Linked DNA regions of Homo sapiens: region 1 is linked to region 2. Evidence: chromatin loops called from intact Hi-C (ENCODE). Cell type or tissue: heart left ventricle. All regions are shown on one strand.

What was found. Peaks named below come from ENCODE experiments on the same cell type or tissue, not always from the same donor. Only the 100,000 strongest peaks of a DNase experiment are listed, where the experiment ranks them.
Region 1: a loop joins it to region 2, with 6 times the contacts of the local background. A loop is called at or near these places in 1 of 110 quality-filtered maps.

What each region holds. Positions count from the first base shown.
Region 1 is chr13:98,874,430-98,879,429 of GRCh38, reverse strand. The region is part of intron 27 of DOCK9 (dedicator of cytokinesis 9); the gene reads left to right. Among named protein-coding and RNA genes, the nearest start is that of DOCK9-AS1, 45 kb to the right of the region's middle. RefSeq lists an enhancer at 3,897-3,956. In heart left ventricle, no CTCF peak of the experiment used is centred here; no DNase peak of the experiment used is centred here.
Region 2 is chr13:98,825,004-98,830,003 of GRCh38, reverse strand. It overlaps DOCK9 (dedicator of cytokinesis 9), which reads left to right. Exons shown (of 53, transcript NM_001366683.2): 42 at 248-361; 43 at 482-697; 44 at 3,117-3,174. Among named protein-coding and RNA genes, the nearest start is that of DOCK9-AS1, 4.6 kb to the left of the region's middle. In heart left ventricle, no CTCF peak of the experiment used is centred here; a DNase peak (open chromatin) is centred at 2,383.

The DNA of each region.
Region 1 (5,000 bases), 49 kb before region 2:
ATCTCACCAATCTCATGTTCTCCAAAAGCAATCAACAGACTCTGAGATTATCCATCTCGTTGGGGCAGATGCGCAGTCTCAAATTTCTTCTCTGCCCCAGCATCCCCTTGTGGTGAAGCCTGGATGTGTGTTCCTTTCTGACCGTGGGTCCCCCCTGCTTCCCCTGGTTCCCACTGCACTCAGCCCTGAGATGACTGGTCTTGTCTCTGGACTGGTGCCCACTGAGGTGTGTTTGGCCACCTCAGGCTCTCTGAGGCTCAAGGTAGATAAGTTTCTATAAAGTTCCAATGTAGTAAACAGAAGTGGCAGTGTCACTTTCTCATTTTGAAGTTTCCAGGGCTCCTCTGAGACCTGCAGAGTCCTGGAGTTGTCCTTGTGACAGTGAAGTAGTGTAGTTGTTTGGAGGCAGGGTCTGGTTGAAGTATTATAGAAGGAGCTTGTGCAGGGAGCGGGTGGTGCTGGGTCCTGTCTCACAATGAACACTTGTGCTGCAATCCTTGTAGGCAGGAGAGGGGATAGGGAGGGAGGGGCAGAATCTAGGCCTCCTGCACAAGGGATCTGGGCTCTCCGAGGAAGCCTTGGAAAAGCCTGCTAGATTTTGCTGGCAGAAGGTTGATGGTTCAGGCCTAAAGCCCTCCTTTTCCTCCCGTAAAGCAGACACTGGGCCTGGCCAGGTGGTTTCTCCTTTTCTTTTTTCTGTCTCTCTCTTTTGAATCCAGTTTAGAGCTTCTGATTTTAGTGCATAGGGAGATGCCAGATGGAAGTGGGCCCTGCCTTCTACAGAGAAATGCTCCATCTAAATCATGCCAGAGCAGCCTGCCAAGGAAAAATCTAGCAGATTGTCTGCTTGGCAGTATGCAGCTAAGTGTGCGTGCACATGCACACGCAGACACACACATCATGTAGATATATTACTTTTCTGTAAAAAAAAATGTTGTCTTACTGATATGTGGGAGCTAAAAAAGTGGATTGGATGAAGATAGATTGGTGGTTACCAGAGACTGGGAAAGAAGGGGAGGAGGTGATGGGGGAGAAAAAGAATATGAATGTGTTTATTACCACTGAACTGTACACTTAAAACTGGTAAAGATGGTAAATTATACATTTTTTCATGTTATATACAGAATAGGATTATAGCCTGTGTTCATTTGCTAGGGTTGCCATAATAAAGTACCACAGACTGGGTGGCTTAAAAAATAGAAATTTATTTTATAACAATTGAGATGCTGAAAGTCCTGGGTCAAGCTGTGCACATGGCTGGTTTCTTCTGAGGCCTCTCTCCTTGGCTTGTAGATGCAGCCTTCTGTGCGCGTCTGTGTCCTAATCTCTTCTTAGGAGGACACCAGTCATACTGGATTAAGAACCACCTTAATGACTTCACATTACCTTCATCAGCTCTTTTAAAACCTTGGCCCAAAGTGCAGCCATATTCGGAAGTGTTAGGGGTTAGGACTTCAACATATGAATTCGAGGGGGGCACAGGTCAGCCCATGACGAGGCGCCAGTGGATTTTTTATTATTTTTGGCTCTAAATAAACGTCATCCCTTAAATGCAATGGTAACGTGATTATATTCAAAATATAACCAATTCATTCTGCAACTATTCATTGAGCCCCTACTATGTTTGAGGTGCCAAGGATTACAAAGTTCAATGCATCACAGTTTTTGCCCTCAAGGAGTTCAGGTGGGAAGGTGTGCATTTCGTTCAGTGGCTGCCCTACCTCATGACGAGTGCTCTGAAGAGGTAGGAACAAAGTGCTCAGTAGTGTGGGGAATCTGGGAAGACCACCTGGAAGAGGCATCAGTTGCAGTGGGTTCTGATGAGTAAACAGGAGTTGGCTAGGTGAAGAAGGAGAATGAGGACCAGGTGGAGAGAGAGTGGTTTTGGCGGAAAGCTTAGGACCCAGCACCACAGTTCAGGGAACTACATGAACATAAGGCTTTTCTGCCTTATGACTGCAAGGAAGACCACGTGAAAGATGGTCAGGGAGGTAACGAACACTTCCAGGAATACATACAAGGATATTCAAAATCAAGCGCCAGTGACACCTTTCTGAGAATTGCATTAGAAAATAAGTAAAGGAATTTACTTGCATGTGTTTGTTCTCAAGATGCCAAATTAAACCATAGCACTTTAAGGGTGGTAATGACCTGAAAGGTATCTTCTGTTCCAGCTCCTCCCTTACCTCACAGAGGTAGAGACAGAAGCATAGACTGTGAAGTGACCTGCCCAGGGTCACACAACTGAGCAGAGCCAAGAACTTGTGGCAGAGTCCCAGTGGGCCTCTCCTAGAGGTGCTGCCATTTCCAGCCTTATAACATGATTTGTCAACACCTTTGCTCTGGGAAATGGTTTGTTTTTGGAACTTAACACAAACCACTCAAATGCTACCATGCACAACCTTTTCTGTAAGTTAATTATATTTTGACCCTAAAACAATATTCAGAGAGTTTTTAGAAGTAGTTTTTTGTTTTTTAAGTGCTTAAGTGGAAACTCTGGTATCCCACAGGAGAAAGCTTAACCATAACATAATTTACTATAAAAAGAGATTCACAAACACCTGCTTACCACCTTGAGGGTTCAACATTTTCACTTTTAGAGCACTCCTCTCTGGCTTCTGCTTCCCTGGCCCTGCAGACACCCTGCTGTTCTTTGCCCTAATCACACATTATTGAGCTGAGAGCTCCTCTAACATTTTCTTAAAGCCTTCATTCAGTGTGTCTCGTATCTTAAGAGTAATGAGTTTTCTGTTTGAATTAGTTGTTTTTGTGTTTGTCTTATTTACATCTGAAGAATTTTATGTCCTAATTCTTTGTTTTAGTCTTCTGAATTTATGAATATTCACCATTCCTGTACCATTTGTGATTTCCAAAACTTTGATCTCATCCCCTTAGGGTTTTTAATATTTTTAGACCAAAATTATTAATTTATTCTGACCTTAATATTTTTTGCTCTTGTTGCCCAGGCTGGAGTGCTGTGACGCAATCTGGGCTCACTGCGACCTCCACCTCCTGGGTTCAAGCGATTCTCCTGCTTTAGCCTCCCAAGTAGCTGAGATTACAGTCATGCGCTACCACGCCCAGCTAATTTTATATTTTTAATAGAGACAGGGTTTCACCATGTTGGCCAGGCTGGTCTCGAACTCCTGACCTCAGGTGACCCACCCACCTTGGCCTCCTAAAGTGCTGGGATTACAGGCGTGAGCCACCGCGCCCAGCCAAGGGAACCTTTCTTGAAGTGTCATGACGAGGCACACACCAGTGTTGTAGGAGCACCTGGGCCCTGGATTCATAACAGCCAGATAGTGCTTTCAGTGCCAATTAAAGTGTTCTACTCAAGGATAGCTACACATGCATGTTGTGTATTAAGCTGATGCTTTCAGTGTACAATTTATGTCATTCTTGGTGGTAGTCGAGTGAGTCCATTCAATGCATATTTACATGGAGGGACATGGCACAGCGTTATGCTTACTTCCAGTGCTGCACTCCTGCTGAAGGTGGAAGTGGCCATGTTCTTGTCCCCAGCCAACCAAACTGTACATTGTTACATTTACTGAGGAAGGGTGTGAATCAGAACCCCTTCGAACTAGCATCTAAAATAAGTAATTTCCTTACTACAGCGGATGGACCTGCAAAGTATGGATGGATTGTGTATGACTGTGCCAGACTCTAGTTTCATAGGTGACATGTACTTGGAGGGTACAAGTGATATTTGAGAAAAATGTAAAGCAGACATCATCAAGGTCTGTGGAGGAGTCCTCTCCTCACTCTCTGCCCCTATGGTCAACAGTTTGTTGGTGTTTCTTTTCCACCATGTATATTTAGCAGCTGTAATTTCAGCAGACTGCTTTTGCATTTCCTTTCCTCCCACATGGAGTGAAGCACATTGCTGGCATTCCACAGGTATACTGGAAGAAAGGAGGTTGGAAAACCTAGCATAGGGTAGGATGAATATATGCCCTTAGACATTGCTTGTTTAACCTCCAACCATTTTCTAGCTAAATTGAAAAAGAAAAGAACTGTTTTTGAAAGTGAAAGAAGGAGGGTGTGGCTCATAGTCTGAATGGACTGTTTGGACTTCCCCTTAACCAAATTTGTAAACACTATACATATGTGATAGGTAGAATGCTAGTATGCATTCTACCAGTATGCTAGTATGCATTCACCCTCAAGTGTTTTGAACAGTTGTTTGTAATGTGCAAAGCATTGAGGAAAAATGCAAATGGAGTTGAGAGTGAACCCTTAACCTTGAAGCTCACCTAGTCACTGGAGAAAGAAAACGTTCAGCTTGGAACATTTAGAGCAGTGTGCAGGAAGGTGCATATGTGAGCTTCAAGAATCATAGATTTATGTGGGGATACAGTTGGAACTTTACCTGGGCCTTGCAGGATACCACAATCTAGGGATAGGAGAATGAGTACCAGGCAGAGGAAATAGCTCAGGCCCAGGTAAGGCCGCTGGGGCAGAGTTCAGGCTGGATAGATTGAGATTAGAGGGGAAAGAGTGAAAAACAAGATTAGCTCAGAAACAAAGATGAGATTATGGGGAGCTGTGAAGCCAAGCAGCAGATGAACTGGTAGAGACCTAGAGAGGTACAGTAGGTTCTTTAGTAGGAGTGGCGAGATGACAGAGAGTATAAAGATTAGCAGAGTGGCTTGGAAACTTTTATATCAATAAGTCTGCTTATCCCCTGAAGTATAAATAGCCTGTGGAACAGATTCACCAGACATTTTAAATTTTGATTTATTTATTTGTTTAGCTCTCTAACTGCAATAATATGAAATGACATTTTATGGTGATGCTGATGAAGATCTGGCATTGGGAGGATAAGGTGGGATTGAGGATGAGGATGGAGAGCATTATGAATGAGTAAGGGAGATTATTCAGACAGAACCATTCATTCAACCCTGCAGTTCCACGTCTAGATATCTGCTGAAGAGAAATGAAAGATGTATCCATGTAAAGACCTAAATGCAAATGTGCACAGTAGCTTTATTCAT
Region 2 (5,000 bases):
TCTCCTGATCAGCATTTTGCTTTGCAAACAGTGTTTTTTAAGGATAGCAGAATCACTTTCTGTAATTATTCTTAAAGGGGAAGAAAATACCTCAGACATTGTTTCCTACACGGAGCGACCCCTGCTCAAAGCACCCCCCAACCCCCACTTTGCTGGGTCCTTAGGCACATCCTAACTGAACGCAGAAGCCCAGCCTGGGCAGTCATTTGAAGGTAAATTGATTTGCTCATGTTTGTGTGTCCCTAAGGTCATCATATCTGTCAGCCAGCTGATAGCAGACGTTGTTGGCATTGGGGGAACCAGATTCCAGCAGTCCCTGTCCATCATCAACAACTGTGCCAACAGTGACCGGCTTATTAAGGTGGGTAGCCTGGCCCATGTTAGTTTCACCCTGAGACTCTGCATCAGCACCTGAGGTGCTTGTGGACAGGCAGCAAACAGAGGAAGCCATGTGTCCTTTCCTCTTCCACCCTTGTTTTAGCACACCAGCTTCTCCTCTGATGTGAAGGACTTAACCAAAAGGATACGCACGGTGCTAATGGCCACCGCCCAGATGAAGGAGCATGAGAACGACCCAGAGATGCTGGTGGACCTCCAGTACAGCCTGGCCAAATCCTATGCCAGCACGCCCGAGCTCAGGAAGACGTGGCTCGACAGCATGGCCAGGATCCATGTCAAAAATGGCGATCTCTCAGAGGTAGTAGCCCTGCCAGCCGCTTGAATGGGTTTTTGAAAAAACCAGTGAGGCCCCATTCACTTAAAAAGCCAGTTTTGAGAAAAGTTATTCCATTAATCAAAAACCAATTAAAAGTATGCAAAACTTTAAACAGTATGAAGCTTAGGGTGACTTCATAGTTAGCTGAGCATTTTAATAATTTAAAACAAATTGTAAGGGGTTATTTTTGTCAACAAAGAGCATTGTTTAAGCTCTTAAACCTATTCATACAGTCTCCTGCTAATTAAAATACACATCAAAATTCCTCTGTAGTTCTAAAATTCAGCTATTTTATGATCAAATGAATTCCTCCTGTTATTTAAGGTAATGACAGGTGTTGCTTTCTCCTCTGTAGGGTAGTCCATTTCCTTTTGTGGATGCAGTAGGTATTCCAGCATTCCCTTCTATGCAGAGCTGACGTGTTTCAATATGTAGACTGCATGGCTGGGAGTTGGGTGTGTGGGCTCCAGTACAAGTAATATTGGACTTTGAATCCAAGATCCAATATTAACTAACTCTGTGACATTGAGCCAGTTTTTTAACCCCTCTATTGCTCAATGACATCATCTGTAAAATGGGGAATTGAAGAAAACAATTGGCTGTAAGGCAGTCTGTGCGCCTAGGAGAACTCATTCAGTGTCTGTGCCTGAGATGTTTAGCTATGATCAACATTATTACAATAGCAAGCAAGTTTTGACTTTTAAACTTTTATAACTGTTTGAATTAATAAACATACTCTAAGTCTGAAAATTTTAACTATTTTTACATATTTATTTTTCAAGGAGCTCAATATGCTAAAAAGTACACATTAACGTGACAGTTTTGACTATAAATTTAATGTAAACCACACATTGGCCATAATAAAAAGGAATAACTAAGAGAAGTAACTTTTCTATCATTCTAAGAATTTAAGATTCTTTAATGACATATGTGGCCTAGGTCTCAAAAAAAGAAAGGAAGAACTTACTAAGCTTCAGCTGTTCCTCTGTGAATTAGTTTTACATGGCTGCCATAACAAAGTACCCAGACTGAGTGGCTTCACACAGAAATGTATCCTCTCACAGTTCTGGAGGCAGAAGTCCAAGATTGCAGTGGCAGCAGGGCCACATCTCCGAATGTCCTTGGGGAGAACTGGTTCCATGCCTGTCCCTGAGCTCTTTGTGTTGCCAGCAGTCTTGATGTTCCTTGGCTTGTAGCCACATCCCTCCAGTTCCTGCCTCCGTGGTCGCATAGCATCCTTCCCCATATGTCTATGACACCAGTAATGTTGAATTTAGGGCCCACCACACACCAGTATGACCTCATCTTAACTAATTACACCTAACAGAGCCTGTTTCCAAATAATATCACATTCTGAGGTCTCAGGGAGGCCATGAATTTTGGCGGGACACTACCCAACCCAGTATACCCAGTGAATAAGGGACGAAAGCAGCTAATTTATAAGATTTCTTATTGCCCTTGCCGTGTCTGGTTTTGTGTGTGTGCTCAGTAACCCGTCATGTACTTTCCTGCCTGTTCAGTGCATGTGACCCTGCTTTGTACTGCAAGAGGGACACACGTGGGAGGCATGAACTCTGCCTCCGAGGACTGGACAGTACATAACTCCACTCTCCAACAGACTTCTCTCTGCACACATCAGAGTGCATGCCACGCTGCTAACATTCGTTGACACACGTGCACGTGGAGCAGCCTCTGCTGGTGTGTGTTGGCTAGTAGCTAGGGGTGAGGGTCTAGACGAGGGCACCACGTGGTGGCGCTCACCCCGCTGACAGGCACAGAACCGCATGCATTAGAACCTTGCAGGGGGTTCGCTTCTAACAGCTGTCTTTGATCTTTATAACACCATGGCAATTTGGTGAAAAAATTTCTTTTTTCTTTCAATTTAAGATACGTATAATGTTACCTATTTGAGATTAAATTATGATTTTTATTTAGAATTTTATATTTGGAAAAAATTATAACTTGCTCTTAATTTTTAAGTCAAGCGAAAAATATATTAGCACCTGAAATTTGAGCCATTCTCTCAGAATCTAGGGAGGAGCACATGTTTTCTTCAAAGCATCCTCTTTTCGCTTTGAGAGAAATGATGCAGAAGTATTAGGTATAGTAAGAGGAAAATGCTGCTTTTATCTTTTACTTTACAAATGTAATAATTCTATATAGAAAAAAGCCTTAGCAAATTTACTGCCATTTATCTCAACTCCCAATTAATTTCAAATTTTCAGCTTATGTGAGTGATTCCACTCTCTTCAAAAGGTAAGATATCAGCTATTAGAAATACTAGCTGGTGCATTGAGATCTAATATATACGTTCATACATTGATTAGATTTCTGTCTGTGTGGGAGCATTATGACTTGCTGTTATGAATGATGATTCTGAGGCATGTGTCTTCTATTATAGGCAGCAATGTGCTATGTCCACGTAACAGCCCTAGTGGCAGAATATCTCACACGGAAAGGTAAGGAATTATTCTCATGTTTTGTGAAATTAATTAGTATAAAACCACACAAAGCAGCAGACAAGTGAGAGCCATTCAGGAAGATTGGAAGGTGGGGATTTGTGTGTTTGTGAAGTGTATTCGTTGTTTTATCCCCTGGCGTGATGTTTGCTTGAATTGGTGGGCACAGCAGAAATTGCCAGGACTAGACAGAAAAGTAGATGGCATGTTGTCATGTAACCTCCTCTGATAGCTTCACTCTGCAAAAACTAGCTAATGAGTTTTGCATCTGGCCAAATCTAGAGCTAAGAAGATACTATTTTTCCCTTAAGATAGTTCCCACTAGAATGTTTAGGCAATCAAAAAGTTGTAACGGGAGATTATCAGACAGCATTTCTGCAACGCAGCCCAGCTGGCTTTATTGTCTAAGAAGGCAGCCTTTCTGATGGAAACCTTATCTCCCAGAGGAAGGAGAGGGGGCGAGGAGTGACGCTTCATTTGTGCACTCTCCGTTTGTGCCCAGATGAGCAGGCCATGAATTCTTTCACAGTTTCCCTTTGGTTAAACAGCAGGTGCTCATTTCCACTTCAAAATCAGCACAGCCCCAAATGGTGACATTTATTTTTAGAATACTGAGGTTCTTAGAAAAGCTGGTAGTCTGCGTGAGTTACATGGGAGAAAACAGCAGCACCAGATCTGGGCTAATGAGGAATAGATGTACGAAGTGAGAAATAGTGTGAAACCAAAGATGCCGAGGCCACAGACTGTATATTTCTGGTGCAGCTGGCTATTTGGAATGAAACAGCAGAGCCCCAAAGAGAAAAATTTTGAAAGGGCTCCATGTTCATTTAATACCGGTACTATTTCCTGTTGAGACCTTTTATCAGGTGATGCATTTCCTCATGTTTAGAAGCAGTCCAGTGGGAGCCGCCCCTTCTCCCCCACAGCCATAGCGCCTGCCTGAGGAGGAGCCGGGGAGGTGAGCCTGAGGATCAGCCCAGCCCCCGGGGACCCCCTGCCCTGGTCACGTGCCCTCCCGTGGTGGGGGATTTGCCCTTTTAACTTTGCATGGACAGACTTCACTCTCCTTCCCTCCTACTCTGTGGCTCTCTGGTTGGCTGGTCTATTCCTGTGGGCACAAGAGGAAAGCACCTTGGCCACCATTTTTGTTATTCCATTGGCTCCGAGTTATGTGGTGAAATGTACTATATAGCCTAGAGCATGGGTGGTTGGTTTTTTTAATTTTACAGTTTGTATGTTAATGTATCCTCAAGTTCCTAGATTAATGCTTTTCATGGGAGACTCTTGTTTCCATATAACAAAATAAAAACTAAACTGGGATAGTGGCAGATGCTGGATAATCCATGAATAGTGTAGAAACCTGGGATCATGTGCAGCAGAAAAATCTCTGACTTCAGGATCTCCGTTTTCAAGGCTTGATTTCAGAATACCCTGTGTTCCTCTTTCTCCCTAAATGTAGAAGTCTCAATTCAAGTTTTTACTTCTGTTTTATTTTATTGTGAACAGTTATCTCAAAATAGAGTAGTGGAACATCTCATGCCCTTCTTCACTTGATCATTTTGCATAGCTGACGTGGTCCAACTGACTTAAAGCTGTTTTCCAGTGACTCTAAGACGAGGAAAGGTCCCAAATGGGCTGTCATTGCTTAAGAAACACATCCTTATCCCAGACATTGATCCTGCCTCTAAGCTAACACCATTTCCTCTTGGAGAATCAGAGTGCCCAGGCATCCATGCCCTCTGTTGATGCAGCCAGCCACCCACCCCGGGGCCTCTGGGGTGGGAACCAGCTAAGGCAGCCTGTCTGCTCACCATTATGGCTACGAA